Regions from separate parts of the Homo sapiens genome. Here region 2 is linked to region 1. The links are chromatin loops, found by intact Hi-C in ENCODE. Cell type or tissue: heart left ventricle. All regions are shown on one strand. Links, peaks and the distances in the headings refer to the core of each region. The heading gives the core; the rest is flanking DNA. Region 1 overlaps LOC105370364 (a long non-coding RNA gene). Region 2 overlaps ARHGEF7 (Rho guanine nucleotide exchange factor 7).

Region 1 (16,357 bases), core at 4,865-12,864:
AAATGAGGCTGTGTTGACACAGAGATCAGGAGCGACGCTTACTCACACACAGAGGGCAGCTTTGGGAGAGCCTCAGAGATGGGACAGAGGGACCCAGGGCAGGAAGGAGACTTAGGACCACGTGTGGGCCAAGTGTCCAGCCTTGTACCTTTGGGGGGCAATGTTCAGTGTCCAAAACGTCCAAATGGTCTCAGTTTTTCTGAAATTATTGAGGGAGGCAGCGGCCTGCCCACCCAGAGAAGGTTCGTTCGAAAGTCAAGTCCCACATCCCCTGGGTTCCCGGAGTTCCTGTTTCCCATTCACTGTGTGTACAGATGGCCTTAGGGGACAGGAGCCAAGGGCCAGCCCTGCAGGGCCGACTCCAACGTGATCTTGTGTGCTTCCCCCAAGATGAAATTCTGGTCCAGGAGATTTTGGATCTGAATAAAACAACACCGAGCAAAATGCCAAGTACAGCATCCACATTATCAACACCGATACGTAAAGAGAAAAGCAAGCACACCCCTTTCTAACCCTCTAATTGCCCTTATTCCTGGAGGTCTGTGGTATGGAATATGTGACCCTATAATTTGAGCATTAAGACCAGCTACTTCTGGGGCAAGGGCACATGGAGATGTGAACAATATGGCATCTAAAACCATTTCTACAGCTTCCCGAGACAGAGGAAGTCAACCCTAGACTGGCAGGGATAATTCCCTTTACTCTGGGATCTCTGGAGTGCATGTTCAGGCACGTTCTCGCCCTCGGGAGCCACTGCAGGAACACAGGGCACAAGAACCTGAGAACCCTGCACTAACCAACACTTTACAGTTCCTCCCACACACGCCCATGCTCTCACTTCACGCTCACCCAAGGCTTCTGAGAGAGCAGGGCAGTTATCATCATCGCATTTGACAGAAGGTAAAACCAAGGTCTAGCAAATGACTTGCCCAAGCCACACAGTGAGTCATGAACCAACACAAAGAATGGCCTTCCCCAAGTGCAGCTTCACATGGTCAAAGACATATGCAAGGAAATAGAACAGCACATTTAGAACCAAGACAGAGTACTGAATCAACAGTTGCCAAGGAGAGAACTGGGAATCAGAAATCCCCACGCAGTGCATGAAAGTGTATTCGGCAGCAGGAAAGTTCAGCACTCTCTTGAAATCTTGCACCCAGAATGTAAATTCCAGTTCCTAGGATTGGTTCACCTGCCATCTGCCAAGGTCCACACTGTTGGTTCAAGGGAGTCAGAGGACACCTGACTCTGTTTACACATTCACTTGCCAACACACATTTCCAAATAGAGCTTGCAAACCGTATTAGCATCCCATCCCTGCATTTTAAAATAAAGCATGGGCCAAAAATGTTTATACATGTGTAATCAAGAAAACTTTTCCCCATCCCATTTTTTCCATGTTCTTAATCAAAGAAGTCCATATTAAAGAGGATTATGACAACAGCACTTCTCAGAAACATCAGAAAAAGCTACCCTCTTCTGGGAATACAGGCAGATTTTCCTTCGATGGTAATTTCAGCCTTGCAATTACCCCTGCCCAAGTCCAGCTGTAACGGAAGAGGCAGGAGGCAGGCAGACGCAGGCAAAAACATCTCCTTTGTGGAGGATAAACCCTTGGTGGAAGAATGTGCCCGCTGCCCCCAGTTGGGCAGATCTCCCGGTCTCTGTCAGGACTGAGGGACCCCTAGCACCCCCCACCCCCTCCCATGGGGCCAACCCTGGAAAAACCACAGCCCAGAGAAGCACAGCAGAAATGTCTCGTGGGCAGGCAGATGTCAAGACAGGGAGGCAGGTGCTGCCACAATGCCTGGTCCTCTCTCCCAAAGCTTCAGCTATGTCACTTCTCCTCCCCGGGGCAGGCGCAGAGAAAGCCAGAGTGCCCCTGGAGGGTTCCCTCAGGAGTAAGGAAAAGCCTCCCTCCAACAGATGAGTTTGCTGCGAAAAATACAAGTGTGCAAAGGCTCAGAGGGTGAGGCACTTAGACTCCATATGGTGTGAAATATCTCCTCTTTATCCTAGAGATTCAAATCCAGAAAGGACACCTGCCCAGCACACATGTGCAGGATGTCTGTGGTATACCCCACACCCAGGACCAGGTCACAGCTCCCGAGCCTAATTATGCTCCAGGCACCAGGGAGAAGAGCTTATTAAATATCCATCCCTGAGTCAAGCATCTCTGTTGGGTCCCAGGAATCTGCATCCCAACCCATTCCTCAAACAGTCCCCCAGTAAGCCAGCCTCTGGAGCCGGGAAGGATTGAACTGGAGATGTTCTGGGCTTATGCAAGAATAAGATTCTATTTAAACCTAACATTCTTAGTATCTCTGAATTTTTCCCACTCATTGGCTTGTGCAAATTGCCTGATGGTTATGGGTTAAATATCACTGGGCATCTCCTTGGCAGGCGAGGTCACAGGTGAGTCTACAGGAGGGACCTCAGGATCCAGCTCTGTGAATCAGACCCATGAGCGCACTGAAGGAATGAGAGGAAATAAGAACAGACTGAAGCCGTGAGGCCGAGGCTGAGATGGAGTCAACGGGGAAGGTCTGAGTCTGGGGAAGCGGCAGAGGAAGAGGGGACAGCATAAGGCACACCTGGCTGTCAGAGAAGCCACAGAGAAAGAGCCCTCCAGGGCCCTGGGGCCACAGCCGCCCTCTGAGGGCATGGTGGGCATGAGGGCAGCCCAGGAAGTCAGCCCACACAGTCCTGAGCCTCCACCATGTCATTGCTGCCTCCTCTGCTCAGCCCTAGAGGCCGCTTCAAGGCCTCCAGGTGGAGCCTTCCTCCCTACACAACTCCTGAGCTCGGGACAGCACCAGACTCCTTTGGGCCCCAAAAGCCACACTCTAGTGTAAATGAATCAATGTAATTGAATTGTTCTGCCCCTAACCACCAAGCCAAGACCAGCTGCATTAGGGACTGAGAGAAAAGAAAGGTAAGTGATGAGTTTGGGATAATGGGGAGGGCCAGTCTAGAAGGGGATGTGAGGACACACAGAGGCTAACATGACAGCCTGGTAGACTGGGGAGAGGGAAGGCGTGGTGCCTAGAGATGCCAAGCAAAGGGAGGGCAGGGGAGATTGGAGAGGAGCGTCCCCACGTAGGGTCTGCAGTGAGCAACAGATACTTGGTGACGTGGTGTATCAGTCTGTTCTCACGCTGCTGTAAGGACATACCCAAGACTGGGTAATTTATAAAAGAAAGAGGTTCAACTGACTCACAGTTCTACAGGGCTGGGGAGGCCTCAGGAAAACTTACAATGGCAGAAGGGGAAGGAAACGTCCTTCTTCGCATGATTGCAGGAAGGAGATGTGCTGAGCAAAAGTGGCAAAAGCCATTATAAAACCATCAGATCTCATGAGAATTCACCCACTCTCACGAGAACAGCAGCATGGGGGTAACCGCCCCTATGATTCAACTGCCTCCCACTGGGTCCCTCCCATGACATGTGGGGATTATGGGAACTACAATTCAAGATGAGGTTTGGGTGGGGACACAGCCAAACTGTATCACATGGCATCTCAGAAAGCCACCAGTCTGCAATAGCTGCTCAGTGGGCAACTGATGGCAAATTTAAGATGTTAAGTGGCTCTTTGAATATTCAGACTTTTTGTTTGTCCAAATATTTGGTTGAGGTGGGCTCCTCTACCCTCACAGTCACCAGGGGACAAGCAGGCTGAGGGCCCTGGGCAGGAACAAGGCTAGTGGTGTCACTTACCCCTCTTACATATGGGGACACATGGCAGAGGCCTCACATCCTTAGGCCCAGGCCCACCGTGACGGGGGAGGCCTTCCTAGGAGCACCCATCACAGCTTCCCATCAGAGCGCTTCCCGTGGGGACCGTGCAGCAGGTGGGACCGCAGGTGTTGCTGTTTGCATGGTCAGAACGGCCCGGTGCCCACCACTCCCTATGGCCTGTCCAGCCCTTGGAACTTCTCTGGGCGGTGTTCCAGGCTCCCTGAAGGGTCAGGCCGCCAGGCTGGTGTCCATTTTGCTTCTCTCCACCCTCGATTCTGGAAACGCCCCAGCTATGCAGGAGCAGATGCAAATCCCAATGCTCCTGGCATCAAAGACAGGGCATTTCCTTGGCTGGGCTGCCCCTTCCAGAATCCCACTCCTCCTCTTCAAACAGACGCACCTGACAAACACCTGATATGAGGCCTGGCTCCCAGTAGTGGGTTTTGTATCCATTTATTCCACAGGTAGGGCCATCCCAAGGATCCTGGTCCTCATTGTTTAGGGCCAGCCTGAGCTCCATCACTGACTGCTCCAGAGTGCAGCCTCTGCAGAACCGGCCCTGGGCCCCGCACCCTGCAGTTATGAGGCAGAGAGTTTTCAAAGTGGGGCTCAAAGGAACGAAAAACTCTCAGTTGTTACAGCAGGGAAAACCCTGTGGACACTGACCCCTTTCATCCCCTGGTTAGGCTAGCTTCCTTACACAATGGAAAACCTGCAGACACTCACTGGCTCTGCTCCTGGGGCTAGGCTAGCTTCCTTACACAATGGAAAATCTGCAGACATGACGACGAGGGAAGATGGAGCCTATCATGTGATTTCTCCTTGTTCTGATGCTGATCTTTTTTGGCATAGTCTTTTATATTTGGCTTCTTAATGACATCAATCATATTCTAATGGACGTTCCAAGAATGGTCTCAGAAGATAAAGGAAAAGTGGCACACAGCAGTGACTTCACTTCACTTGCCGGTGAAGAGACAGAGGGTGGTAGGTCTACACTCTCAGATCCAACCAATTCTCTCAGCATCTGTTGGAGCTGATGGGGCGTGGAACAAGGTTTATGGTGGCTCTCTGGGACTGGGCAGGGTCGAAGCTAATGGCCTGGGGTCTAGAGCCCCATGGCCTGGCTGAAAGGAAAAACAAGAGCTTGGAGTTAAGTCATCATTTTTTGTCAAATCTTGATCATTGTCCTGAATTTTTTCCACAGAAGAGGAGAGAGAAACAATGTGTGAGATGAAAAGCCTCACAGCTCTGGAAAAGGTCATTGACACTCTTCCAAGAGCTTTAGGTAAACAGAATGTGAGACCCTTCTGATGACAGTTAAGTGCCAGAATGGTTGCTGCTAGGGGATTTCTTTTCCCACTCAGCAGACACGTGTGTCTCTGAGCAGCTCCAGGAAGAGCAAGTGAGTCCAGCCCCCAGGTGGACCCGCCTGAGCTCCACGGGAGCCCCGTCCAGACATTCACCTGTCCCAACAAGTCCAAATTCAAGGAGTCGCAGGCCACATCAATGAAAGCACGCTCTCTCTTCTCAGCCCAGGAATAATCAGGACTCACAAGGCTGCCAGCACCCACCTACTCAAGGGTCTCAACCATGTGATGACGGGAGCCTTCTCCCCCATGACAGGCCCAGAAAGGGCCCCCACACCCCCTTCAGGAGGCCCCCCACCCTCTCGTGGGGTGGGGACCCCCAGTCCAGCCCTTCTCCACTCCCTGTTCACACAGCTCCACCACTGTCCACCTGCTAAGAGTTGGCCATGCAGATCCTGTGGCTTCTGTCCCTGGCCCCAGGCTTCTCAGAGCTTTCCAGAACACCTGGGAGCCAGTCCTGGGTGAGGCTGACAGCCCTCTTGTCCTCCCGGTATCCCTGAGTCACATGGCAGCCCAGTGTGCCCAGCCCCTCCCCCCATACCCTGCAGCACTTGCCCGTCCACGCAGCCTGAGACCCTCCGTCTGGAGCGCGTCACACCATGAATCCCGAGCTGCTGTCTGTGAACTCCAAAGACTTTGGCAAATGAGCCATTGCCGAGCCACATGGCTGGCTTTTCATAGCCCGAGCACAGAGCCAGACATTGAGACCCTGTCACCTTCACTCACCTCCACTGGTGCTTCCCAAGCACCCACCACGTGCCAGGCACTGTCCTAGGCTCTGGGGTTTCTACATAAAACAGAGAGCCCTGCCTGGGAGCTTACCTGCTAGAGAACAGTTAGGTGGGCCTCCCTGTCCCCTCTTAAAGCATTGGGGTTCTGACTTTTCCATCCAGCCTGTCGGCTGCTGCTCCCAGCCCCTCACTGTCCACAAGCGTGGGAAGCCGGCCAGCTCGTCCTTTGTTAAAATGCCGAAGAGGACGGTCCCGGGAAGCGTCGCTGGAGACCTCCCTGCTACACCAGTTGTCATCGAGCACAGGCCAGGAGCTTCTCTGAAGTGGGGCCCCTAGCCCCCCATGTTCAGACTTTGCCAGGCCAGTGTCAGTCCCAGGACCACAAAACCCCAGGCCACAAGGTCTGCTCGTGCCCCAGCAGCAGGGACCAGGCCAACACACGCGGTGTAGAAAGGGCAGTGAGCGGTCGTTCAAGCTACAGCCAATTTCCCAGATTGTGCTGCTGTCCAGGACAACCTCTGCTGCTTTAGATACAATTTCATGATTGACCTTGTCAAGATTCCAGTTCCCTGGGACTTGACTGTTCTGCAGGGAGAACCACAAATTCTCCTATAACTCTAACAGCAAAAGACAGGGGCCTCTGCACTGATGAAGCTCCTGTACGTCACCAGCACCTCTAGGTGTGGCCGTCGGCAACAGAAGCCCCGGAGGTGACAGTGGGGACTTCCAGAGCCCTGGCAATGTTGGACAGTGAAGAACCAGGAGTCCCCAACCTCCTGGTACTGACATCCCAGGAATGAGATCCACAGCCGGCCGCTGTGAGGGGAGGAGGAGGAGGACCAGCCCAGCTCCGCCAAGCTTGGAGTTGTCAATGGGTTTTGAGGGAGAATGCAGGGGAAATGACACTGGACAGGGTGGCCCCACAGGAGAGCCAAAGGCAGCCTGACGCAGCCAGCGCCCCCTCCGTCCTCCTGCCCCGGACACATCCACAGGGCTCTCCCCTCCCTCCACAACTGAGGGCTCAGTTCCTCCTGTCCCCTGGTGTCCCCCCAATCCTGCTGGTGCCCATCTCCCCTCACACTGCACGCTGCCAGGCTCATCTGAGCCCCCACCCCCATGCCCATGCCAGCCTGGCCCTCTCTGGGCCTCTTGAATCCTAGCACACCCGGAGCACCCCCAGGGGCCATCCCAGCACCTCCCACTCAGATGACCAACCGGCCTCATTCCATTCAAGGTGCCTCTCCCTGTCTCTCCTTCCAGTCACCCAGCGCCTTCCTGGGAAACTGAAAGCAAGAATTCTGCTCCCTGAGCCCCACACCCACTCATAGAGCCAGAGGATCAGGCTCTGTTGGGGGCTGGGTGGGGCTGGAGCACAGGCTTGGAGCCGGTCTGACCTGGGTTCCAATCCCAACTTGGCCCCTATGAGCTGTGTGACCTTGGGAAGACCTTGGGCAAATGACCGCGCATCCTAAGCCTTCTTCATCTTCAAAGTGGGATAATCACAGCACCTGTACTGGGTGTTGAGGAGATGGAAGGAGATGCTGTCTGCAGAGGGTTGAGTGCAGGGCCCGGCACACAGGGAGCGCTTGGTACTCACCCCCTGCACCTGGGGAAGGCCACCCTGTGCAGCCCTAAGAAGGCATCTGTGTGGGGCGTGGACACTCAAAGAAGGGGAGTCTAATGCTACCAGCCACACCCGTCAGCCTCACAGCCCATGCTTATTGGTGGAGTGAGCCACGGTGGGTCTGAAACATAGGCTCTAAGAACAGTTAATGAAACACCCAGTTTCTCAAGAAACTCTGTTCTTTCCAACAGGAGATCATCTAAAGCAGAAGAGAAAGCTGCATGAAAGTGTACTGAGAGCCAGTTACTACAGGCGGACGCCACGCCAGGCTAGGACTAGGGCCGCCGGCAGAGCCTGCACTCTCCACTCACTCCCACCCTTGGGGCAGACGCCGAATTATGGAACATTCTGTATAAAGGAAAACTGTCTTATTCTAAGGATGACAAACAAAATAAACATATTTAAATATTAAGTTAGAGGCAACATGGTTTTTTTCCTTAATAAAAAGAGATGAAAACCTAATTAACTCTGGAAAATAACAGCATTCGAAGCTTGCTATTGTCTGATAGCATAAGCTTTGAAGAAACATAACCTCAGAGCCTGCGTATTTGTCAGCGTTCTCTAGGGAAACTAATAGGATGTGCGTGTATGTGTGCGTGTGCATGTGTGTGTGCGTGTGCATGTGTGTGTGCGTGTGTGTGGATGTGTGTGCGTGAGTGTATGTGTGGTGTGTGTGTGCATGTGTATTTGTGTGTGTGAATATATGCGTGTGTGTATGTGCGTGTGTGTGAGATATTTATAATATGGAATTGGCTCATGTGATTATGGAGGCTGACAAGTCCCAAGACCTGCAGAGTCTACAAGCTGGAGACTCAGGAAGAGCTAATGTTTCAGTTCCAGTCTTAAGGCAGGAAACAGCCCATGTCCCAGCTGCAGGCAGGCAGGAGGAGTTCCGTGTATTCAGAGCAGAGCCAGCCTCTGTCCTGTTCAGGCTTTCAGAGTTGGAGGACACCCACCACCCATCTAGGGAGCCCCGTCTGCTACAATCAAGCTACACACTCAAATGCGAATCTCTCCCAAAACACCCTTACAGACACACCCAGGAGAATGTTTGACTGAATATCTCAGGATATCACAGGCACCCTGTGGCCCAGTCAAGTTGACACATAAGATTCACCATCACAGCCCGTGATGGATTATGTCTAAGAACAGAGTCTAGGAAAGTCTGCCCTCTCACCCTTTCCTACTGCAGCACATTGCAAAACACACATACACAGGTGCAGAATATGTGTGCACACAGAGAACACCACTGCCTCCTGGTGCTCAGCAAGGGCTCTTTGCGCTTTTGTGGTGTGGAGAGGGAACAGCATTACCAAAGTGTCTGGGTTGAGTGTCACAGAAAGCCAGGGCTCATATTCTGCCTCTGTGTAGTCAGGCTAGTCACGACCAGGGGCCAAACTCAAAGGTTGTTAACAGTATTTTGAATGTCAGCCCTGAAGGAAACCAAAGTCTCTACAGAGGAAAACAAAACAAAACAAAACAAAAAACAAAACGCTTTCCAATTCCCAGGAAATGACTCACTTTCAAGAAATTTTCAATGCATTGAAATTCCAGTTTATCAAAAGGGAAAAAGTTATGGTGAAGAGAGAATGGAAGGTCGTTGGGGAGCTGGCAAAGACTTGTAGAGATAAACCCTGTCATCAGTATTTCACCTGCAAAGGACTCGACTCACCAACATTCTCTGGGAAACAAGAACCTTTCTTTCAGCAACTGTCAGCTTGTTGCAAGTTTTTGTATGCAAACTGGTTCTGGCTGTAGACAAGCTGTACCTACCTCTGTTCAACACATTGATATGATCAGGCTGGGGGGTGTTATTTACATTAAAGTGTGTGATTTTTCCCATTTCTCCAGAAAGGCAGGAGAAGTTCATGATCGTATCTTAGAACATCTCTAGATAGAGAACTTTTGTTCCCTAGGGACAGTCTTAGCAATGGATTGGTGTTCTTTCCAAAACACCATTCCAAAGGCGGTTAGAAATGGAATCAAATGATGCCATTTTATTTGTAATTCCAGCTGTGCTCTCTTCTGAAAAGACAAAAATGTCCCATCACCTCTTTCCATGATGTCCTGCTACTGACTTACTCAGTAACTAGTGAGTCACTAGTCGCTGCCTCAGTTTTCTCATCTGGACACAAGGGGTTGCATGAAAGGCCTGGAAGGGCTATTCCAGTAAAAACAGTCTCTGATTCGAATCCCTCAGTCCTTTGTTTGCCCTTCCAGTAAGTCGGTAGCAGGGCAGGATGCAAATATTTCTGATGCCCAACACTATCCTATTTCTACTAAACCATTCCATAATTGTTTATCAATAAATGGATCAACAAATGGATATTTCACTGTTTATTTAGTTATTTATTTATTTATTTTTGAGACGGAGTCTTGCTCTGTCACCCAGGCTGGAGTGCAGTGGTGTGATCTCGGCTCACTGCAACCTCTGCCTCCCAGCTTCAAGCGATTCTCCTGCCTCAGCCTCCCAAGTAGCTGGGACTATACAGGTACCCGCCACCACGCCCAGCTAATTTCTGTATTTTTAGTAGAGACAGGTTTTTGCCATGTTGGCCAGGCTGGTCTCGAACTCCTGACCTCAGGTGATCCACCCACCTTGGCCTCCCAAAGTGCTGGGATTACAGGCATGAGCCACCACATCTGGACTTCATTTTTGTTGTTGTTCTTTTTTTAATTTTTAGTTTTTCCTCAGCTCTCCCCTCAACAACTGGATATTTCAAAAAGTGACTATTTCAATGTGAATTATTTTCTTTGTCTTTTGGCTTTATACTTGACTTCCAAGAAACATTTTTTGTGATTGATGAATTGTTCCCATGCACATTACATCACTGAATCCTCACAAAAGTGCTGTTAGATAGACATCACCTCCACTTTATATGAGGAAGACTGAGGACTCAGAGATAACCAACAACTTACTCACCGTCACACCATCATGTGGCCAGTGGTCAGTGGGGATCAACATTCCAGCCCAGGCCTTCCAATCCAGAAGCCACAATCTCCCCACTAAATTTCTTAAAATCATGACCGCATCATTGTTTGCCAATCAGGATATTTTGATGGAATCAATTTTCCCCCAGGGAATGCTCTGACACCATACTGACCCCAGATAAGACTGTATTAGTCCGTTTTCATGCTGCTGATAAAGACATACCTGAGAGTGGATAGTTTATAGAGAAAAAGAGGTTTAATGGACTCACAGCTCCATGTGGCTGGGGAGGCCTCAAATCATGGCAGAAAGTGAAAGGCATGTCCTACCTGGCTGCAGACAAGAGAGAATGAGAGAATGAGTGAAAGGGAAAACCCCTTATGAAGTCATCAAATCTCATGAGACTTATTCACTACCCTGAGAGCAGTGTGGGGGAAACTGCCCCCGTGATTCAATTATCTCCCACCAGGTCCCTCCCACAACACATAGGAATTATGAGAGCTACAAATTCAAGATAAGATTTGGGTGGGGAAACAGCCAAGCCATATAAAAGACAAAATATACAAATTCTCTTTCATTATCTCGCTATAGGTTGAACAAGTGTGCTTGACCTTTTCCTTTCCTGTTCTACCCCTAAATCTTATAACATCTCTCATTACAGTAATTTTCAAAACTAAAACTTTAATAATTTAATATTTTGGTCACATAAAAATGTTTCCAATCTAAGTGACAGTATCAAAAAACAGCTGAATCAACATGTTGGGTCCTTGGCAGCCAAATTTTCATCCTCACCCAGTGGCAATGAGGGAGCAATGCTAGTGGCAATGCCAGTCACAGCCAAATTCTGCCCCACCTCCTTCCCATACTGGCAGGGCCCAGCAGGGAACTGAACATCCACCCCCACCCATGCCTACATGCAATGCATAAACAGGTAAGTGCCTGTCCAAAAAGACTGAAGAGGACCCACAGTCTTACAACATGATGCTGAAAATGTTCGGGGCATGATTTCAAAACTGCTGAATATACCAGGAACTAGGATGATTGCAACTTGAATAAGAAAAGACAATAAACAGATGCTGTAGTGGGTTGAAACAGTGGCCCACAAAAAGATAAGCTATGTCCACCTTTTGGAACCTACAAATACAGCCTTACTAGGAAGTAAGATCTTCATAGATGTAATTAAGTTGAGGCTTTTGAGATTTGATAACCCTGGGTTCCAAATTCGCCAACACATGTCCCCATAAGAGGAAGGCAAAAGGAGATTTGAGTCAGAGAAAAGGAGAAGGCCATATGAAGATGGAGGCAGAGACTGGACCTATGCAGCCCCAAGTCCAGGAATGCTGTCAGTCACCAGAAGGAAAAAGCAATGAATGCAATCTTCCATGGAAGACCCTCTGGAGAGAGTATAGCCCTGCTGACACCTTGATCTGTCTTCTGGCCTCCAAAACTGTGAGAGAATAAATTTATGTTGTTTTAGGCCACACAGTTTGTGTTGCTTTGTTATGGCAGCCCTAGGGAACCAATACAGATGTGAACACTGAGATGATATCTGACATGATTTTAAAGCAACAATTCTAAAAATACTTCCATAAGCAATTATAAACCCTCTTGAGACAGAATTGAGAAGCTTGGAGATAAAAGCAACAGGTTGCCTCTTTCCCGCCCACCCCCTCCACCCCACCAGGTTTGAATGAGCACCCCAAGGGCCTGGTCTGTTACAGACAGATGAAACGTTTTATTTAAAGATAGGAGGGCCAGGACTGGGGCTGTGTGAGGGCTTGCTTTAAATCCTCCACTGCCTTAATTTCTTCTGGGGACCTTTGCAAGGGGTTGGGTTCCCTTTTTAGTAACTTAAAATACAGAATCTTTGTCCTTTGAACATATGAGTCCATCCATAACCTACAGTAGCCAGTTAAACCTAAAAAGTTTTGGAGTTCTCTCTTTGTCTTAGGCAAGGGCAGACCCACTATTCCCGATATTCTCTCTGCGTTTATTCTCTGCTTTCCTTCACTAATTAGGTGTCCTAAATATTTAACTTCTCCTACAAATTGCGATTTGGTTTTGGAGACTCGCAACCCCTTTTCCCCTAGGAAATTAAGTAAGCTTATGGTGGCTTCTGATACCTCGGCCCTCCTTTCCCCAGAAATTAGAAGATCATCCACATATTGTAACAGCTGGGTTTCTTTGGATGGTTGGAATTCCTCCAGAACTTTTTCTAAGACTTGACCAAGTAAGTTTGGGGCTTCCGTGAAAACTTGTGGCAGCACAGTCCAGTGATACCTCTGCTTTCTCCCAGTTATGAGGTTTTTCATTCAAAGGCAAAGAGGTCCCTACTCTTAGAGTCTAGGGGACATGGCCAGAATGCATCTTTCAGATCCACTATGCTGAACCACTTATGTTTATAGAGTATTTTATTAAGGTGGGTGTAGGGGTTAGGCACCACAAGATGTCAAGTTTGGACAATTTTATGTATAGACCTTAGATTTTGCACTAATCTGTATGACCCATCTGGTTTCTTTACTGGGAGAACTGGAGTATTGTATGGTGACATACAGGGTTTCAATAACCCATCTTTTTTTTAGTATGAAATCAATTTTTATTTTTAACTAAAAATAAATGCTTAACATCTTTCCAAAATCAAAACTAAAGACAAACAAACAAAAAAAAAGGGTGGAAACATATTTTTTCTTCCCTGGGGAAACCACTAAGGCAGATATTGTAGCACAGCTTGGTTTTTTCCAGAGGACTAATCCATGCAAACAGAATCTCTCTCCAGCTTGTCAGTTTTATCTACCTGGCAAGAAAAAACAAAAACAACCCCTCCCCACAAACACAACACAAAACAAGAGACTAAAAAATTTGGGAAAAAGCTTTTAATGCATTTCTGCAAAATCCTTTCTGAGGAGGTTTAGTACAGGTACTACCCACCAGCAACTTAGCCAGCCAGGTGAGTTGGTGCAGAAGCGCTTAGGGTGAATTAATACCAGAGTCACCGTGTGTGACTCAGCCACCTCTCCCAATTACCACAAGGAGGTCTTAAAATTGAATTTCAGTTTCAGCAGATATTTCAGATTTACCTGAGCAATATCATAGACAATGTACTCATTATACAGTAGACAGGTGTCATTCACACCAGATGAAACCCTGGTCCCAAGAGGAACCTCTACACCATCCAGTGGGATACTAGCTGAAAGGTCAGGAGTAGTTTTGCCCAAACCTTTGACACTGTGCTTGCCCTTGGGTAACTTGCTGATATGTGAAGCATGCTTCAGTTCACACACGTTTCCAAGGGCAACTTCTTCCGACAGGATTAACCCTATTGGGTCTTCCTAAGATGTATGGCAGTCGTTGGCACTCTTGGAGACAAGATCAGCGAAATAGATCACTTTACCAAACATGTAGCCCATCACAGGTGCTTCAGGCAGGGCTATCCAAAGACCCAGGGACAGGATCCCAGCAAAGTTGGTGGTCCTGGACCCATGCCACAGCAACCTTCAGTTATGAAGCTGCTTAAAGGGCTTGTAGTGCTGGCACTCCTCTTCACACTCTATCTTAAAGCTATCAATGACTTCCAAGTCATATGCATCGTGTGTGGTTGGTTGCATGAGTGTTCTTAACATACTTCCTGATGATCTCAGCTTCTTCAGAATCTCTGTCAACCACCTTAATGTCAGTTTTGAGCTTCTCATAGTTGACATCGATGGAGTCCTTCCTGCTATCGTGAGACCCTCCCCTGAGCAGACCGTAGGCTACCTCAATGTCCAGCAGGTTGTCCAGCATTTCTACCTTGGCCTGCACACTGTCTGCATTGTTCAGGAGCAGAGGATCCTTCATCCCAAAGTCGTGGGGGATCAGGATGTAAAAGCGATTTGAGAAATCCAGGATCTGAGAGTCGCTGCTGCCCTGGGACACCACCTGCTGGACCTGAGGATGGAGTACGCGGCCTGGATTTGCCTTTTGCTCAGCTTCCCCAAGGGCATCTGAAGGTCGATCTCACACCCCACCATGGCTTTGCTCATACTTTCCACATCAAAGATCATCTTGATGAGGTCCTGAACTGGCTTGGGGAGCATGGACTTGGTGCCAGGATTTACTGTCGGCTTCTTCACCGCCTCTTTGTCCTGGCCGTAGTCAATCTCCAGGGGGTAGAACTTTTTGGGATACTTTGTGAATTTTTGGAGTGCCAAGCATTCCTAGTTTTTCTTCATATAATTTCATGAAGTGTTCAGTGGTGTCCTCCTTGGACAGCATCTGTTCCAGTTTGTTGCTACCGATCACCGTGCCCACACGGTCCCAGGACTTGAATATCCAATGCCTGCTTTCCTTGTCATCCTTCAGCAACTTCAGCTTGTAATAGGAGTTGGTTCCTTTAACGACGTCCACCAGGCTGAGGGTGGCACTGAAGACCTTCCCACCTTTCTCCAGAACATGTGCAGAGTGTTCCAGACCAGAGTCAGGATCCACAGCTGCTCCTCCTTTAAGAGTTAATTTCATTCTCTTTTCAGATTTGTTGATACCTTCCTCCTTGACCTGGCCCTTGCTTTTTTTGGAGAGCACAGCTCCTGACTTCCCTCTTGGGGCTACGACTTCAACAGGCTCTGCCTTCACTTCTGCCCCCCAGGGGGACAAGATGTGCGCTGAGAACAACTCCTGGAGCCCCTTGGTGGAGGCAGAGAAGTCCTGGAGGAAGTCCTCAGACACAGCTCAGATGTTGGCTTCTTTCACTTCCTCCATCTTCTTCTTCTTCTTTTCCACCTCCTCTTTAGTGCTGATGCACGGAGAAGCCTTGTTGGCCGTCCCCATCAACTTTCCCCCGAGTTTCTCAATCGTGGCCTTCACTTCATCCTTGTTCCGGGAGAGCTTCCCAAGAGTAAGGATCTTCATGTTGGATAACGGCTTATCTGCTGGAGCAGAGGCGTTCATGGCAGCAGGCTCGGAGGCTGTGGAGGGTGGGGGCATGGCCGCCACTGGGTCACTGGTTTCTGGGGGGAATATACGGTCCTGCTTTTTAACCTTAAATTTCTTGAGTTAAGAGATTTCTCGGTGGGATCACCTATTCCTTCTGGTTGGGTGTCCATGTCTTGACCATACACTTGGTCCAGGCCGTGACGTCCCCGGTGCAGTAATAAGTGTCGCTCTTGAAGACCAGCTGACCTGAGCATTCCTCACAGGGAAGGAGGGCACCGAACGTCATGCTGTCAGCTACTCGGTCCAAGATCGCCGACTCCCCGGAAGGCACCTGCTGCCTGTTGAAGATGAGCATCTCCTTCAGGTCATTAATAGAGCACACTTTCATTAGCTCGTCCTTGATGTTCCAGATCAGGTCGTTCTGGGCCTTTAGGGCCTTTTCAAGCTTACCATCCTCGTCTTTTTCTTTTTTAGATTTCTTCTTGGCCACTTCATCCACTCCATCCACCTCATCGCCTTCTCTCTTTCCTTCACTCTTGACTCCTGGGAGCTGCTTCTTCAGGGTTTCTTTATCCTCTGCAGCGAGGAGGCTGAAGCCCTTGAGCTGACTCGCACTGTACTCAGGCTGGAAACCCAGCTCCTCCCTGTTCTTGACAAAGCAGCCTGGGTGGTACCAGGGGTCAATCATGCCTAGCTGAGGCTTCTCAGGGTCCAGCATCTTCTTGGATAGGCGCATCTGGCCCTTTTCTATCTTCTCCATAACACCTCTTGCACTTGCTTCTGCTGGACTTGGCCTACTCTGCTGCAAAGTCACCCAGCGTCTTCTCTGCCTTGCTACCAATTCCATTCTGGCCTTTGCCCGTCACTCCTCCAGCGTCAGCTGTCTTCTTGACTTTCTGCTGGTCATCCCACCAAAGCTCAGAGAATCCATCCACCTCAACGTCAGGGTGCCGCATGGAGTGGCCCACCTTCCGCAAGCAGGAGAAGTGGTACCAGTGTGGGACTTCTCCATCAAACATGGACTATTGCACCATGATGGCCATCCGCAGCGAGTCCTTGG
Region 2 (16,357 bases), core at 2,895-10,894, 260 kb before region 1:
TGACAAAATATGGTATATGAAAATATTTAACAATGTGTACAATACATTTGGATATAATTTCTTGCATGTCTTGGAAATACACTCGGTGACTGGTCCAAAGCCAAGGTTAGCTGCCAGCATCAGGACTGTGCCAGACGTACAGGTCCCTGGTTTCCAGAAGCAGAAGCAGCACTTTAAGAAATCAAGTCACCTCTCCCAGAAATGAAGGATGATGGGGACAATCACCTCACAAACGCCATCCCCAAACTCTGAGAACAGCATTCAGCACTCAAGGCTGTACCAATCAGCAGCCAGCAGTTGAAGACTAAAAGCACAGCAGTCACCAGGAATTCCAGCGGTGTCGAACAAAGAGTGAAGTATGAACTCATGCCTTATCTATGAGAAAAACCATACCTAAATCTACAACTGGCGCCTACCACATTCTTCACCACCGAGGCCCATCACAGAGCCGAACTGGATAAAGAGCTCGATTTAGTTCAGCCTCTGGAAGTGGGTAAGAACTCTCCCCTGACTGTTCTTTCCTTGGAATGGTGGAGGGGCACCGCAGACAAGTGAAAACCTCCACTGCAGTGCAAAGCAGTAAACGCAACATCAAACTGTTCAAGCCTGCCTATATCCCAAGACAGGAAATCTGTCCCGAGGCAGGGGGCTGACGGTTTCACAGATGAAAAACAAGCTTATAAAAACAACCAGCAACTGCAGTGGTGGCTGGAGGACACATTCTTACACTGAAAGGGAGGCAGGTAATGAAGGAGCAACACAAGAGCAAAGGGGCATAAACAACACCAGCCCCTCAGAACACAGATCCTCGCCTGGGGGATGGAAGCGTCTTACGCAATCTCAAAGCTTAGGTTTAATATGATCTCAAAACTGACATTCAAGAAACTGCAAGTTGCCTTTTAGCTTAACTTTTTATCATGGAAATGTTCAAATGCACACAAAAGGAGAGAGTGACAGGTGGCCCTCCATGCATCCACTGCCCAGCTTCAAAGGAATGTTAGGCCATTCTTGTTTCAAGATAAGTTCTTAATTTTTAATCCAAGAAAACTACTACAAAGTGCTATCGATAAACTACACAGAAAAACCTAAGGGTAAAGAAACATTCATTCTTACCTAGCATGGCTGAGAGAGGTCTTGCACATTCCATCAAAGAGAAAGCAGCTCTCTAGCACCCAATCAAAACATCAGCCCAAAAAGACTTCACACAGGTCAGAGAGCGCAAGTCTATTTCTAGTATAACGAAATTTCAGCAGCTAATGAAAAATTAATCCAATACTTACTATGATCTCAGTAACATTACCAACAAACATTACATTTAACTTTATTTTACTTAAAATTATACATTTGTAATCTAGTCCTCTACTCAAAAAGAAAAAAAAATCAGATGAAAATTGCCACCAGTGAACGGGTGAGACAGCAAATCACAGCTTTACCCAAGGCGAGCTGATTTCTCTTATGTTTTCCTCATGTGTTTTACAGAGCTCATTTCAAGTGTGTTTAAAGTGGTTTGTTTAGTCCTCTTTAACTTGGAATCCTAATGCTCCCAATGGTAGTCCACAGAATTCTTCCAGAACAGGCTCCTGCAAAGCAGGAAACAGCAACAGCCAGGCCTCTCGGGGCTGCTGTGAGGACTGCAGCACTCAGGCCATGCAGCCCACCGCCCACCACGCCTGAAGCAGTCAGACCCCTCGGGGATCCTCTAAGAGGAGACACAGCAATGATAGCGAGCTTGAGTTCAAAAAGTTCAGAAACATAAAAATCACATTCCTCGCATATCTTTCCATTTTTCACACATGCTTCATAAACCACTGTAATTTATTTCCCTCTACAAATCACGACTCTATCTAAATTAACTTTTATTTCTTGAGGACCACCATCAGCTTACTTAGCAATACTCCCCCATGTTAAGGCAGAGGAAAATCCATGGACCCTTCATGACTCTAGAATAGGGTTCTCTCTAGACTCACGTTACAAGATCACTATGTTTCTAACAAAGTATGTACTGTCGCGAGAAAGCAGTGGTATCCCCAGCAGCCAATCGAAGTCACTGCCCGCCAGCTGCAGCTCAGAGAAGGGTGCAGGACTGCAGAGTGGCAGCCCTGGCTCTGCCCCAACACTCTACAGGCAGCCCTGTTTAACCCTGCTTGAGTTTCTCATTTTCAACTTCACTATTACATTCCATGGGCTTTACTCACAGCCTGTATCCTGAGCATTTTTAAACGAGTATTTTTTCACTCTCCACGACAACTGTTCGATCATCTAAGTTTCTTTCTCTGCGTCCCAATCAGTCATTCTAAGGGATTCCCTCCCCTGTAAACTAAATCCTGACTTAGTAAAGCACACTAAGCCATGCTTTCATGAAGAGAAGAAAGGCCAGATTCTTTAGTTTTAACCATCTCTTCTTTACGGAGCTGAGTACTTTTCCATACATATTTCTTATTCTCAATATTTCTGTACATGTGCATAGCTGATAATGCCATGCAAATGACAAGGGGTGTGTTTTTTTAAAGCAGCATCACTCCAGATATCGAGTCATGAGTCTTGCAATACAACCTAAAAACAAATGAGTTTCTCAAAAGCAATCATTAAGCATAATATCTGGATCATCTGGTAATGAGCAAATGCCAAACCAGATTACAGGCACAACGGAGGCGAAGTCCAGCTACCTTTGCCCTGTTTAACACCATTAATGGAGGCATACGTATCTTCTCAGATATATCCATACACACTCATATCCTTCCCAAACATATTTAAGTAACAAAATCTCTCAAACTTACCAAACTCCGATACTGGCCCTGGAACAGTTTTGAAGTCCGAGTGTGCAAAGACTGTGATCCAAGGGAGTCAAAAGACTTTATGCGGTGAGACGAGGGCCGGGCACACACGGAGTCACTCCCCAGCCCGATGTCTGCAAAGAGCATGCACACAGAAAAAGAGAGCTGAGAGCGCCTGATACCACGCACCCACACTACACACTAGACTTTAAAACTAGGGCAGCACAGAGGGACACACCAAAAGACCACAACAAAGCAGCCCATTTATGCAGAAAACAAAGAACAAATTATTTGCTACATAAATGACTTGCATTCATTCCCCAACTACCTTTCCAGAAATTATCTGGAGATAACTATTAATCAGTTCTTCTCTAATATAATTTTCAAAAGTTTGTGAAATGTATTATAACTTTTAAAGATTTTCCCTTCACCTGGAAAAAAAAGCCTCTCAAATTTGATTATGGAGCGGAGAACAACCAAGTACTGATTCTCCAAAGCATCACCACCACATGCCCACTTTTCCAGGACGATGTGTCATGCAATAAGCAACAGAAGGAAAAGACTCTTATTTAAAAGAGAAAATCCAGTGTATTTTTCAGCCAGAGAGAACCTTGTGAGGATTATTTCCCCAACACTAAGGCAGCACAGGCTCTACTCACCTCATGAAGTTGCTGACAGAATCAAAGTAAACAGACAGTAAGAGGCTTAGTTCTGTTCTCTGGATCTCCCTTCATAAGACACTCCACACAGGCCATCCAACAAATAAATAATAGCAATTTATTCTTAAAAGTGACTCAATTAAAAAAAAGAGAGAATGAGGCTGTGAAAAACTTTGCTGGGAAAATCGCTGTTCTGAGAGGCACGTGCCCGGCCATGTCCTAAACTCCAGGGAGGCTTCCATGAAAGCAACCCTAAGTCTCCAGGTCCCAGCTTCCTCCCAGGTGTTTGGATTGGCTTGCACGTATCTTATAAAATTCTGAATTAAACGGTCAACATCGAAAAGTCTGAAGGTATCACCAAAAACCCAGATTCCCCACTGCTCTTGACACATTTAGGATGTGGCCACACCAGGTCTATATCCCATCAGGTAAAGCTGGCTCAGAGCTGGGCAGGGGCTGTCCTGAGAGGACCCAGCACCCATGCCCTTCCATCCAGCTCCTCCCTTCACGCCACCTGCCTGACCCCACAGATGGGGGCTTGCTACTCCAACGATCTTAAATTCTTCTCAGGTCACCCCCTCACCCTACACTTCCCAGGACCTGCTGAGGGCAGGTTACGAGTAATCTCTATAGAGCACATTCTGCTTGAGAACACAGGGGTCTCAGGCAACCCGCAGCACAAAACCAGCTAAAAGGGCATTTCCAGCAAATTCTACAGGGCTCCCGGCCATGGTCTGCAGTGCTCTGCTGGCCACAGCCTTCCAGGAAATTCTCATACAAGGAGGGCCATCCTGAAGACATTCTGTACTTCCCCATCACCAAGCTTTCTTCTATCCAATTAAAAGGCCAGTTACAGTCAACTAAATGCCTTGAGAACACATATGATTTTAAGAGACAGAAGCAGAAAGACAATGACAATTTTCCCAAGAATGTCCACAGTAACTGTGGCTGCTGCAGTTGTCTTACTGTTTGCCAATCAAGGAAAGCTGAAATCTAGAAAGAAACGAGGCCAGGCGCAGTGGCTCATGCCTGTAATCCTAACACTTAGGGAGGCAGAGGCTGGTGGATCACCTGAGGCTGGGAGTTCCAGACCAGCCTGACCAACATGGAGAAACCCCGCCTCTACTAAAAATACAAAATTAGCCGGGTGTGGTGCCACGTGTCTGTAATCCCAGCTACTCGGGAGGCCGAGGCAGGAGAATCGCTTGAATCCAGGAGGCGGAGGTTGCGGTGAGCCAAGATCATGCCATTGCACTCCAGCCTGGGCAACAAGAACGAAACTCTGTCTCAAAAAGAAAACGTACGGGTATTGCCTTCCCACTGACTTCAAAAACAAAAACAAAGGGCAAACAGAAAAGCAAAGCATTCCTTCCATCTAGGAGGGGTCATTCCTATAGTTTAAAAGCTTAAAAGTACCAAGTTTATGTGGTAACTTCCAAATTTGTCTTTGTAAAGAACAAAGCTATCTATTTTACATCCAACACATAGCCAATGATACCAAGAACATATACAAAATACATTTCCATAAGGTAGAGGTAAAAACTAATAGCCTGAGAGCTACTGGATTCTGACTTCTCTTATTTACTTGTAAATCCTACCGTCTCAAACCTAGATGGTTGACAATCCCAAGACTGAGTGTACAAATTAAAGCCATGTTCTAAAGCCACTTCGTCCTAATTAGCACCCCCACTTACAGCAAAAGCAGAGAAAACATCTACAATGAAATTCAAAGTTACTATCTTCTGCTCCTGTGAGCAACCTCTAAAAAAGTATTCAATGGGAGCAGAGTCAAATTAAGGATTACTTGTAGATTTTACATATCTGTGCTATTGCCCCATCTGCCACAGAGATCTACGTTAATTATAAGGCACATCATTTAGGACAGGCATGGTGGCATAAGCCTGTAATCTCAGCACTTCGGGAGGCCAAGGCAGGCAGATAGCTTGAGCTCAGGAGTTTAAGACAAGCCTGGGCAGCACAGCGAAACCCCATCTCTACAAATATGCAAAAATTAGCCAGGCACAGAGGCACACACCTGCAGACCCAGCTGCTGAGGAGGCCGAGGTGGGAGGACTGCCTGAGCCCAGGAGGCTGAGGCTTCAGTGAGCTGAGATCACACCACTGTGTTCCAGCGTGGACGACAGAGCAAGACCCTGCCTCCATAAAAAATAATTCAAAACTCTGAGGCATGGATGAATATGAGTTTGCAGGCAGATTCCCCCATGTGGTCAGGACACATGAATATGCCACTTCTGTACATCACCTGTTGCAGTATTTCTTGTATTAAATTCCAGTGATCCACTCTAAATGTATGTCCTTTTCAATGTCATCCATAACTTTAGATAAGTGATTTTCTTTTTTTTTCTTTTTCTTTTTTTTTTTTTTTAGATGGAGTCTCGCTCTGTCGCCCAGGCTGGAGTGCAGTGGCGCGATCTCGGCTCACTGCAAGCTCCGCCTCCCGGGTTCACGCCATTCTCCTGCCTCAGCCTCCCGAGTAGCTGGGACTACAGGTGCCCGCCACCACGCCTGGCTAATTTTTTTGTATTTTTAGTTGAGACGGGGTTTCACCGTGTTAGCCAGGATGGTCTCGATCTCCTGACCTCGTGATCCGCCCGCCTCGGCCTCCCAAAGTGCTGGGATTACAGGCATGAGCCACCACACCCGGCTGTGATTTTCTTATTGTTTGTTCATATTAAAAGGATCATTTTTAGATTGTAGAGACAGAGAAGGCATTAAATAATGTGACAATTTTCATTAGTTACATCCATCTTCATAATCCTGCCATTTAAATTTTTGTTTCCTCGATGCTTTCATCTGAACAGTCCTTTAAACCTCAGAAGTCAAGCTGTGAACACGCAGCCACAGCCACACCTCTGCCTGGGGTCTGCCCCTGCTCCCAGGGATGGGGGCCAGTGCCTCTCGCCGGGGCATCAGCATCAGCAGCAGCAGCATCAGCTTCCAGACAGCAGTCAGAGCACACATGCGCTGGGAGGCAGCACCAAGGACAGTCCCTGCACCACCGATGAAGCCTCCGGGAGCCAGGAACTGCAGCCCCAAAGCATGCATAACCCCCGTCTCTCCTCAATGTGCAGTGAGGCAAGTACACCCCCCCCTCTGAAGGGCCAGACGAAGCTGAGAAGCGACCCCGACAAAATCAACTCAGGAGGTTTCTGTTTGAAAAGGACACGGCACTTTCCCCCACAAACCTGATATTTAACATCCGTGAAGGTAAATAGGAAAAAAAAATTACTCTAATAAGACCAAAAAAGCAACTAAAAAGTTCCTTCCTTTTGAGCCACACAGAAATCCAAGAAAGAGCTCCTCAGGGCTCATGGAGCATTTCCTCCGGGGACCTTGGCATCATGGACAACATGCACCTTCCCTCAGAGGACCTGTCTGAACAACTCCTGTCTTCGCTGTGGCCCATGAGAGGGGCACACCATGTCCCCAAAACCTCCTCTCCACTTCAGTACTAATGGGGGCTAGGACCACACACACCATGTACCTGGGTGCCACAGCCCTCAGGAGCCCTGGACAGGTAGTGTGGACTTTACAGGCCAATCCACGAGCCACTCCCTTATCATGGTCACAGCTCAAAACTTCTGCCCACTAGATACAAATTTTAACCAGCATACACTCAGTAAAAACTGAGAGAAAGGTGCTTCTAGCTCCAACACAGCCCATGAGCCTTCCCATAAGAACTAGACACTTTTCTCCTGCTATACGTTCAGGTGAGAAATCTCTCCACCCACAGAAAGGAAAACACCTGATATATACCAGAACATTTAAAGAAGATTCTATTCTAACAAGGCAAATAAAATATCACAGCAAAAGGAACAATCAAAACGTAATGCAACAAAAGCTTATTTTTTAAATTCAGTAATGCTCCCCTGGCTTTGGTAAAACAAGAAAACCAAAGGTGTCAGCCCGTATGTCTTCCCACCCCCTCGAGTTCAATAAAAAAGAGTCTTACCTGCTGTTACTTTATTTAGAGTCACTAAGGAACTGAGGACCTTGTTAAAATTCTGCCCCTGATACAAATCATTTGCATCAAACGTCTGAAAGGAAAAATTAAACAAGCAAAATTAGTAGAGTCTTATGTTGGGTGCAGGATGAACTAAGTTCTCCCAGCAACGCGACGATGCTCAGCCTGAAATCCTAAGGAGACCGCACAACCTGCGACAGGGAGACCAGCACGCTCAGTCTCTCAGTCCTGAGGTAAGAACCCAATCAAAATTCTCCTACTTAGGTGCAGGGTCCCCCCTCGGCATTAGGCCAATTCCCTACCCAACACCCGCCCCTGCCCCTCTGGAGTGTGAGCTCATTCACGGGGGCGGGGCGGGGTGGGGGGGTGGGCTGCTGGCATTCAGCAAGCAAGCACGGTGCTTGCGCAATCCTCCTCTCCTTAGATTAACACAGAGGCCCCAGGCAAGGCGTGCTACAGATGTTCTTTCCTAGCCACAGAAAATAAGGGAAAATGACAGTCGATTCCAAAGCTAACAGCAGCAAAAGAAAATGCGGACATCAGAGAGCAGAGTGGATGTGAGGGTAAAAGGAGGACAGACAGGAGAAGCAGATCCCAGATAGGAAAGGGGCAGGGACAAGAGACCACCACCCTCAGAGCTCTGAGGCCAGAACCAGGCAAGCCCACAACCGCATCCCCTCCAGTCCAGGGCTATCTAGAGCCCTGGGACCACGATGGAGCTGGTCACATTGCCACTGGCAGGCACTTCCCACCACCATCCTGGAGCTTGGAAAGGTAAAGCACATTGGTTTGCCTAGGTATGTGGCAACTAGTGTCTAGAACGCGTGTGCACACACACAGCCATGTCAAAACAAACAGAGCTCTCATCTCAGATACTGCCCAAAGACTACATATGGCTTCTGATCACCAAATAACCTCAAGCAAAGATAAACAGTCAAATCGTCCACAACTATGTTCCAGAAAAATTAAGAAAAAAATTCTTTCAGAGGTGCCAATAACAGAAAGATACATTTAAAAACCAAAACGTGTATCCTGTTGCCATATGTTCTAACTGAGATTACCGGAAATAAGCATCAGTGGACAAGGGCCCCACCTTCTCTCCAGGGCTGTCGTCTCCTCCTGTCAGTCCTGCCCTCTCCCCACACCTCTAGCAGACCCTGCCAGAAGCCCCACTTCTTCCTCTTCCTGCCTTCGGTCCCTTCCCTTTCCTGGCTAATCCTTATTCATCTTGCTTCCTGACACAGCCCTGCCTTGACAGCCTGGCTGCCCCCACCACACCCGGTCAGGTCCCCAGCCAGGCTCCCCCAGAACACGTGTCATGATAGTTTGATGGTGGATGTCTACAGGCCTCCCTAGACTAAAAATCTGCAGTGGCAGATTGTACATCTCCCAACACCCAGCACAGGGGCCGGTGCACAGTGAAAAGGCATCCGAATGGAGACGTGCACCAGCATCCAACCAGCCACCCACCCTGCAGGCACCGCATGCTGCTGTAATGAAGCTCACGCCAAGAGAAGCTAAGAAAAGTGACACCAAATGTGAAAAAGTCCTGCTGTATTATTCAAAATTCATCTGCAGCTAAAGGCCTTCTGTCTATAATTTTCCAAATAAGTAAAAATAGTCATGAGATGTTTAAACATAAATAAAGAAGAACCAGACTTTGAAAAACTACCTCAAGAGAAAAACCCACCAAATCACTAAAAGAGTCAAGAAAGGAGCTGAAAACCAGAGGTCACTTTCTTAAAGTTCACAAGGAAATATCAGATGGAACCACAAAACGTAAAAGGAAAGCTGTGAACACATCTAAGCATTCTATGTGCTTACCGATGCCATTTCTAACAAAAGGCACAAAATATAACTGATTTCATGAAGCTAAATCCTTCCTTTAAAAAACAGTCCTTAGAACAGATAGTCTTTAGAATCATCTTTCATACAGAATACATTTGTTGTAATATTTATTATTTAAGAAGAAATCCCAACTCAAATGAGAGCAGCATCTAGGCTGACATAACCACCTATAACAAATACGGGTTAAGCTGCATTTTTTAAAAGGAATTAAATAGGCCTCAGCTTCCTTATATGCAAAACATAAAATTTCTCTTCATCATAACATTTTTAAATAGGAGATCTGAATGTCTTTCAGCTCTACAGATCTAATCTTAGTGCTCTGAAAATTCAAGTCATTTTTTATTTTGTCAATTTTGTATACTACAAAAAGAAATACATACATAAATTTCTACTAACCTTCATAGTGGCAAGGCAGCAAGTCACAAAACCCAGAATAACAGGATGTGAAAAATGTGAAGTTTCCTGTTATTCCAGAACTATATATCTTTCTTACTTGGATACCCAGGAAGCATCTGATTGGCTGAAACTGCCCACCAATGGGCTTCAATATGACATCAGAGTTTAAGTGAATACACACACCACACTTCTCAACAGGAAGCTAGACAATGAGATGAGGCAAATCCTTACCCCTGAGAGGGGGAAAATGCACATTCTCAGCCAACAAAATGTTTCGATTGAAGTGCTTCTCTAGAGAAAGATAACAGACTATTTCCTAAAATAGAAATCTATTCAACAAAAAACAGAAACAGAAAAATCTGAGTACAGAGAAATTTTGTACTATGGGAATAATAGGGAAGTCTCAAAACTTTTATAGAAATCTCTCTGCAAAAAGTAAATCAGTGTGTATGTAAGAATTACCATGACATTTAGCACACTAAATTGTTCCCTAGGGTTATTAAAACAAGTGTCTTAGACGGGATTCATTCATTCCCCACCATGACTTGCTGGGTGCTTTAGCAGTATTTCCACTCTTGGCAATGGCAAGGAGCAGCAGGAGGGAAGGAAGTACAAACCATATTCCATTGTCTCCAGGCCTCCTTTTGGAAGCCTCAGCCTCAGGAGCAGCAATTCTCAGCAGGAGCTACATGTTAAGACCTCCTGGGGGGCTGTAAAAGGGCAGGATACTCCAGCAGTGTTCTGGAGTCCAGAGACTCAAATCAAAATGCCAACCCTCTCCAAGTGACTCCAACACACAGCCAAGCGTGAGAAGCGCTCCTGGTGAGGTAAGGAAGGTCATTAGGAATCCTGCCCAGCTGAAGCCTCAATGCCAGCACAGGCACACTTCCTGCCACCTGCACTACCCCACACAGGCACCATGCTGGGGACAAGGGTGGCTGCACAGACACACTTCGCACCATAATACGCTTTAGGATCTATCCATTTGAAAAAGCGTATTTCAAACACTCACCCTTACTTTTACATTTAAGTGAATTAAATGTGCAATAGAATGATCCGATACTCCCAAAATGAAATCATCCTACCAGTTTTCCACCAGAAAACTAACATTAAAATTCCTTAGCTTATTTTTGGTATTTTGCTCTCAATAGAAACTACATAATCAAATACAATACCAAATCAGGGATAAAAGAAGCCCAGAGTATTCAAACAAGGATAGAAAAATACCTTCTTAAAAGTGGCGGGGAGGGGAGTTCCCATGGTCTAACACTGAACCGCACAACACAATGCGGCACGTTGTGGGAAGGACACGGCGGTGCTGGAAGAAGGAAGAGGGCTGAGACTACGGAGCAGAGCCTCCCTGACCACCTGCTTGCTACAGCCCTGCATTGGGCCCCTTAGACCTCAGACTTCTCATCCTCACCAGGGAAAGGGGAACATGCTTGAGGACAGGAAGCAGCAACTGGAATGCCCCACACTTTCAAAAAGAAAAGGGCACACCAAATCTCACTTATCAAAACAGACCTACAGATAACTCCATTCTGCCAAGGAAAACTCTTACTTTTAAAAATGCAAAATAACCACAAGAAAAAGCCCACTGAACAGAGAGAAGAATCATCTACATGACTTACAGGTCAGCCCTCTCATTTAGAGATAAAATGAAGCCCCAAAGTACAATGACTTTCTCAACTCTATTCTCATAGAGTATGTTTACTGGACCTCGTTTCTCTTGCAGTGCTTTCCAGAAATTGCTTCTTAGGAAGCTGAATTGTAGCTGGCACTGTTTAGGAAAATTATCTTGCCCTCTGTGAAATACACAGGCCATATATAAAGCGATTTGGGCATAAAATAGAATGGCTAGAAGGTGCTAAACTATACAAACCATAGAAGAAAATAGTGAGACGCAGAGAAACTATCTGAGGAAGATTTCTGCAATCGTAGGTCGGAGAACCTCAGCCACAGGAACAAGGGGGACGATGGGGATTTGGACAAACACTGGGGAGAGACTGGAAGGAGCCAACAAGCCTGGGGATCAAGTCCTAGGTTCAGAAGACAATGGCATGGAGGACGACCAAGGGCATGGTTTTTTAATTGAAGGCCGAACTTCATTAATATTTAAGACTGAGGGAAATCCCCCCCGAGCCAAAGAAGAAAAAAATGTCTTCAGTATCTCATCCCCATTGTCTTTACCATGTCTTCACTGAACAAGCAGCTTCTGGGCACCTACAAAAGCCAGACATTAAGTCTGTCCACAATTCTGGGCCATGGAAAACAAGACTGCTCTGGATCAAGAGATTCCAGATGCCAGAAGGGGCCCTGCACTGGACCGTTTTGGATAAACCATCTACAAAGTGTACTTGGGAACACCTGGGGAAATGTAAATACAGACTACGTATCAGATGGTGTTGAGACATCAATACTAACCTTGTCATGTATGACAGACATTACAGTTTTGGCTATGTCAGAACATGGCGTTAATTTTGGAAAGGTCATTTTGAAGGATTTAGCTGGCACCTGCAGGGTGGATAAGTCTCCACACAGCTGTGGGTGTCCCGTTCCTCACCTGGGAAGGGAGAGAAGCTGAATCAGCTAACCTCTAAAGTCACTTCCAGTTGTAAAACTCAAGGATTCCTCTGACACAGTGTATTGTCAAAAAAAAAAAAAGACATGATTTCGAGCAAGGAAGCACCAGGGTCAAGAGAGCTGGCTGAACAGAAAACGAGAGAAAGGTGAAGGTGAGTGGTGAGGAATTCAGCAGCTGGCTACAGGACAATAAGAGAAAAAAAAATGAGTTAAGGCAAGTGGGCATTCATTCCTTTGTACCACAACTGCATCTCCCACACTTGGTTCCAGAGAAAGGAGGCTCGGCTTGGAGATGACCGGGAGGAAAATGAAGGATGCAGCAGGGAGGGCACTGGGCTCTCCCCAGAGAGGCCGCAGCCCAAGGCTGGTAAGGACCCCTCCCATCTAGGGGCCGAGAGAGGTGATGTCCACAGACACAGAAAGATGGTAGGGAAAAGTCGCCCTAGGTGTTGAGGAAGAGGAGGAGGAGTCACCGAGTAGTCCACGGCGGCAGAAAGCAAGTACCCGTAACATGAGTCAGAAAGGGCTTCACAGAGTGGGTGACAACTGTATGTGCTCCCAATGGAGGCACAGACTTTGGAGCAGAAAAAAGGAAGAGGGGTGAGCCCATGCAAATGTGGACCTAAGGCCACCATCTGTAACAGGCATATCAGGAGGTCACTGTCTGGTGCCCGTTCCCCACTGCTGTCCAGTCTCTAGGCCCAGGCTGATTGTTCCTGGGCACCCAGCACTCCAACTCCTAACCCCACAGAAGAAACTGAAGCCAAAGATGCTGGAACCAGTCATCAAAGGCTCTACAATCTGGCCCAGACTCAACTTCCAGCCTTAATTTTTGCCATGCCTCCAAAGGAATTCTATTTTAGCATATTCCTCATTTTATGGTTACACCAAAGCAGCCACATTTATTATTAAGTTTACCTCCTGAACTAACACCTGACAAAAGGAGGACTCATTTGGACATGAGGAAGATGGGGCTCGGCTGGTCACCAGCAAGCATCTGGCAGGCTAAGGCCCTTAGGGTAACCTTACAAGTATGCACAGGCAACATCAGGGAGCTTATAGTCACCTGTGCTCCCAAATATGAAAACCTCTGACCAGAGGACGACTACTAGCAGAAATATCCACAGTGGTTTCCAGGACAGCTTCAATCAAAAAGAGTATTATTCTAAAATAAAAAGGCTTCAGCAGACAAAAGTTCTAAGAGCTGATATTGACCCAAACTTAAATTTTCACATTCAGTACACTATGTTCCAACTTCCTCTGCCTCTCTAACCCAGGCTCACTGCAGCAGACAGTATGGCTGCTTTCATTCACTCCCCCTGCCCTTCGAGGAGGAGTCTACATCCAGCCCAGTGATGCCCATCAGCTTCCTACAGGCAGGGGCAGGCCTGGCCACATGACTTTCTCTGACCAATGAGATATTGAGAGGTGAAGCCAGCTGGGCTTCTGGGTCGGGTGGGGACCTGCAGAACTTTTCTGTCTAGCTAAAGGATTGTAAACACACCCATCAGCACTATGTGTCTAGCTAAAGGTTTGTAAACGCACCTATCAGCACTCTGTAAAAACGAACCAATCAGCACTCCGTGTCCAGCTAAAGGTTTGTAAACACACCAATCAGCACTCTGTAAAAATGCACCAATCAGAGCTCTGTGTCTAGCTAAAGGTTTGTAAATGCACCAATCAGCACTCTGTAAAAATGGACCAATCAGCAGGACGTGGGCAGGGCCAAATAAGGGAATAAAAGCTGGCCACCCAAGCCAGCAGCAGCAACCCACTCAGGTCCCCTTCCACACTGTGGAAGCTTTGTTCTTTTGCTCTTCACAATAAATCTTGCTGCTGCTCACTCTTTGGGTCCACACTACCTTTATGAGCTGTAACACTCACCGCAAGGGTCTGCAGCTTCGTTCCTGAAGTCAGCAAGACCACGAACCCACCAGGAGGAACAAAAAACTCCGGACACACCACCTTTAAGAGCTGTAACACCCACTGCGAAGGTCTGTAGCTTCACTCCTGAAGTCAGCGAGACCACAAACCCACCGGAAGGAAGAAACTCTGGACACATCTGAAGGAATGGACACATCTGAAGGAACAAACTCCGGACACACCATCTTTAAGAACTGTAACACTCACCGCGAGTGTCCACGGCTTCATTCTTGAAGTCAGCGAGACCAAGAACCCACCAGAAGGAACCAATTCTGGACACATTTTGGCGACCCAGATGGGACTATCGCCAAGCAGTGAGTATCATCGGACCCCTTTTGCTTGCTATTCTGTCCTATTTTTCCGTAGAATTCGGGGGCTAAATACCAGGCACCTGTCGGCCAGTTAAAAGCAACTAGCACAGCCACCGGACTAAAGACACGCGTGTCAGGCTTTCTGGGAAAGGGCTAACAACCCCCGACTCTTCAGAGTTGGGAGCGGTGGTTTGCCTGGTACCAGCTTCCACTTCTCCTGTACTTCCAGGCTGAGCCAACGGTCAACAGAGAGGAAAGCCATTCAACTCCGGGGTCCCAACAACAAGCTGGTTGACCCTGTGGCCATGAGCGGAACTCTCAAAGTTATGTCGCCCAAGTGAGACTCGCCCATCTATCCTATCCATCCTGACCCTTGCCTCCTGGGTCCTAATGCCTGTCAGACAAACGTCCTCTCACCTCTCTTCTCTGAGGCTAGTCCTGCTTCTAAAAACCACTCCCTGTCTCTAGTTCTTTTCTAGTTTCAGGACTCTGTTCCCTTCTTTAGGCACCCGGGCCCGCCAATCAGAAAGACATAATTTTTGCCCAAAGCCCTGTCATAGGGGGTACTATCTGGAATTTTAGCACCCCTACTCAGACAAGCAGGCCTAACAAAAGCTATTCCTGAAGCTAGGATATGGGGAGCCTCAGAAATTGTATCCTTCCTATTCATATAAGTGAGGACAAAAGGCATCACTCTTCCAACCCTGGAGATCCCTTCTCTCCCTCAGGGTATGGCCCTCCACTTCATTTTGGGGGCATAACATCTTTATAGGACACAAGTAAAGTCCCAATACTAACAGGAGAACGCTTAGGACTCTTAACAGGTTTTCAAGAATGCGTCAGTAAGGGTCATTAAATCTGATTTTTCTCAGTCCTCTTTGTGGTCTAGGAGGACAGGCAAGGTGCAGGTTTTACGAGAATGCGTCGGTAAGGGCCACTAAATCCAACCTTCCTCAGTCCTCCTTGTGGTCTAGGAGGGAAACTAGTGTTTCTGCTGCTGTGTCAGTGAGCGCAACTGTTCCGATCAGCAGGGTCCAGGGTTCTTGGGCAAGAGGTGTTTCTGCTGCTGCGTCGGCGAGCACAACTATTCCCATCAGCAGGGTCCAGGGTTCTTGGGCAAGAGGTGTTTCTGCTGCTGCGTCGGTGAGCGCAACTATTCCGATCAGCAGGGTCCAGGGACCATTATAGGTTCTTGGGCAGGGGGAGAAAAACAAACCAAAACTGCAGGTGGTTTTGTCTTTCAGATGGGAAACACTCAGGCATCAACATGCTCACCCTTGAAATGCATCCTAAGCCATTCGGACCAATTTGACCCAGAAACCCTGAAAAAGAGGCAGCTTATTTTTTTCTGCACTATGGCTTGGCCCCAGTATTCTCTCTCTGATGGGTAAAAATGGCCACCTGAGGGAAGTATAAATTACAATACTATCCTGCAGCTTGACCTTTTCTGTAAGAGGGAAGGCAAATGGATTGAAATACCTTATGTCCAGCTTTCTTTTCATTGAAGGAGAATATGCAAAGCTTGCAATTTATGTCCCACAGGAGGACCTCTCAGCTTACCCCCATATCCTAGCCTCCCTATAGCTCCCCTTCCTATTAATGATAAGCCTCCTCTAATCTCCCCTGCCCAGAAGGAAATAAGCAAAGAAATCTCCAAGGGACCACAAAAACCCCCGGGCTATCGGTTATGTCCCCTTCAAGCTGTAGGGGGAGAGGAATTTGGCCCAAGCTGGGTACATGTCCCCTTCTCCCTCTCTGATTTAAAGCAGATCCAGGCAGACCTGGGGAAGTTTTCAGATGATCCTGATAGATTTCCTACAGGGTCTAGGGCAAACCTTCGATCTCACTTGGAGAGATGTCATGCTATTGTTAGATCAA

The links. Peaks named below come from ENCODE experiments on the same cell type or tissue, not always from the same donor. Only the 100,000 strongest peaks of a DNase experiment are listed, where the experiment ranks them.
Region 2: it touches region 1 in a loop (2.6-fold over the local background); 4 of 110 quality-filtered maps call a loop at or near these places.

Annotation. Positions count from the first base shown.
Region 1 is chr13:110,936,844-110,953,200 of GRCh38, reverse strand. It overlaps LOC105370364 (a long non-coding RNA gene), which reads left to right. Exons shown (of 3, transcript XR_931732.3): 3 at 7,652-7,745. It also overlaps the pseudogene PARP1P1. Among named protein-coding and RNA genes, the nearest start is that of LINC00431, 21 kb to the left of the region's middle. RefSeq lists a silencer at 954-1,003 and an enhancer at 10,620-10,869. In heart left ventricle, for the core only: a CTCF peak has its summit at 8,716 (motif pointing left); no DNase peak of the experiment used is centred there; H3K27ac peaks cover 858 bases.
Region 2 is chr13:111,196,423-111,212,779 of GRCh38, reverse strand. ARHGEF7 (Rho guanine nucleotide exchange factor 7) reads right to left here. Exons shown (of 22, transcript NM_001354046.2): 3 at 7,407-7,491; 4 at 2,778-2,908. Among named protein-coding and RNA genes, the nearest start is that of ARHGEF7-AS1, 56 kb to the right of the region's middle. RefSeq lists enhancers at 565-1,092, 5,915-6,414, 6,415-6,916, 10,035-10,084 and a silencer at 14,549-14,754. In heart left ventricle, for the core only: no CTCF peak of the experiment used is centred there; a DNase peak (open chromatin) is centred at 7,818; H3K4me3 peaks cover 3,585 bases; H3K27ac peaks cover 3,138 bases.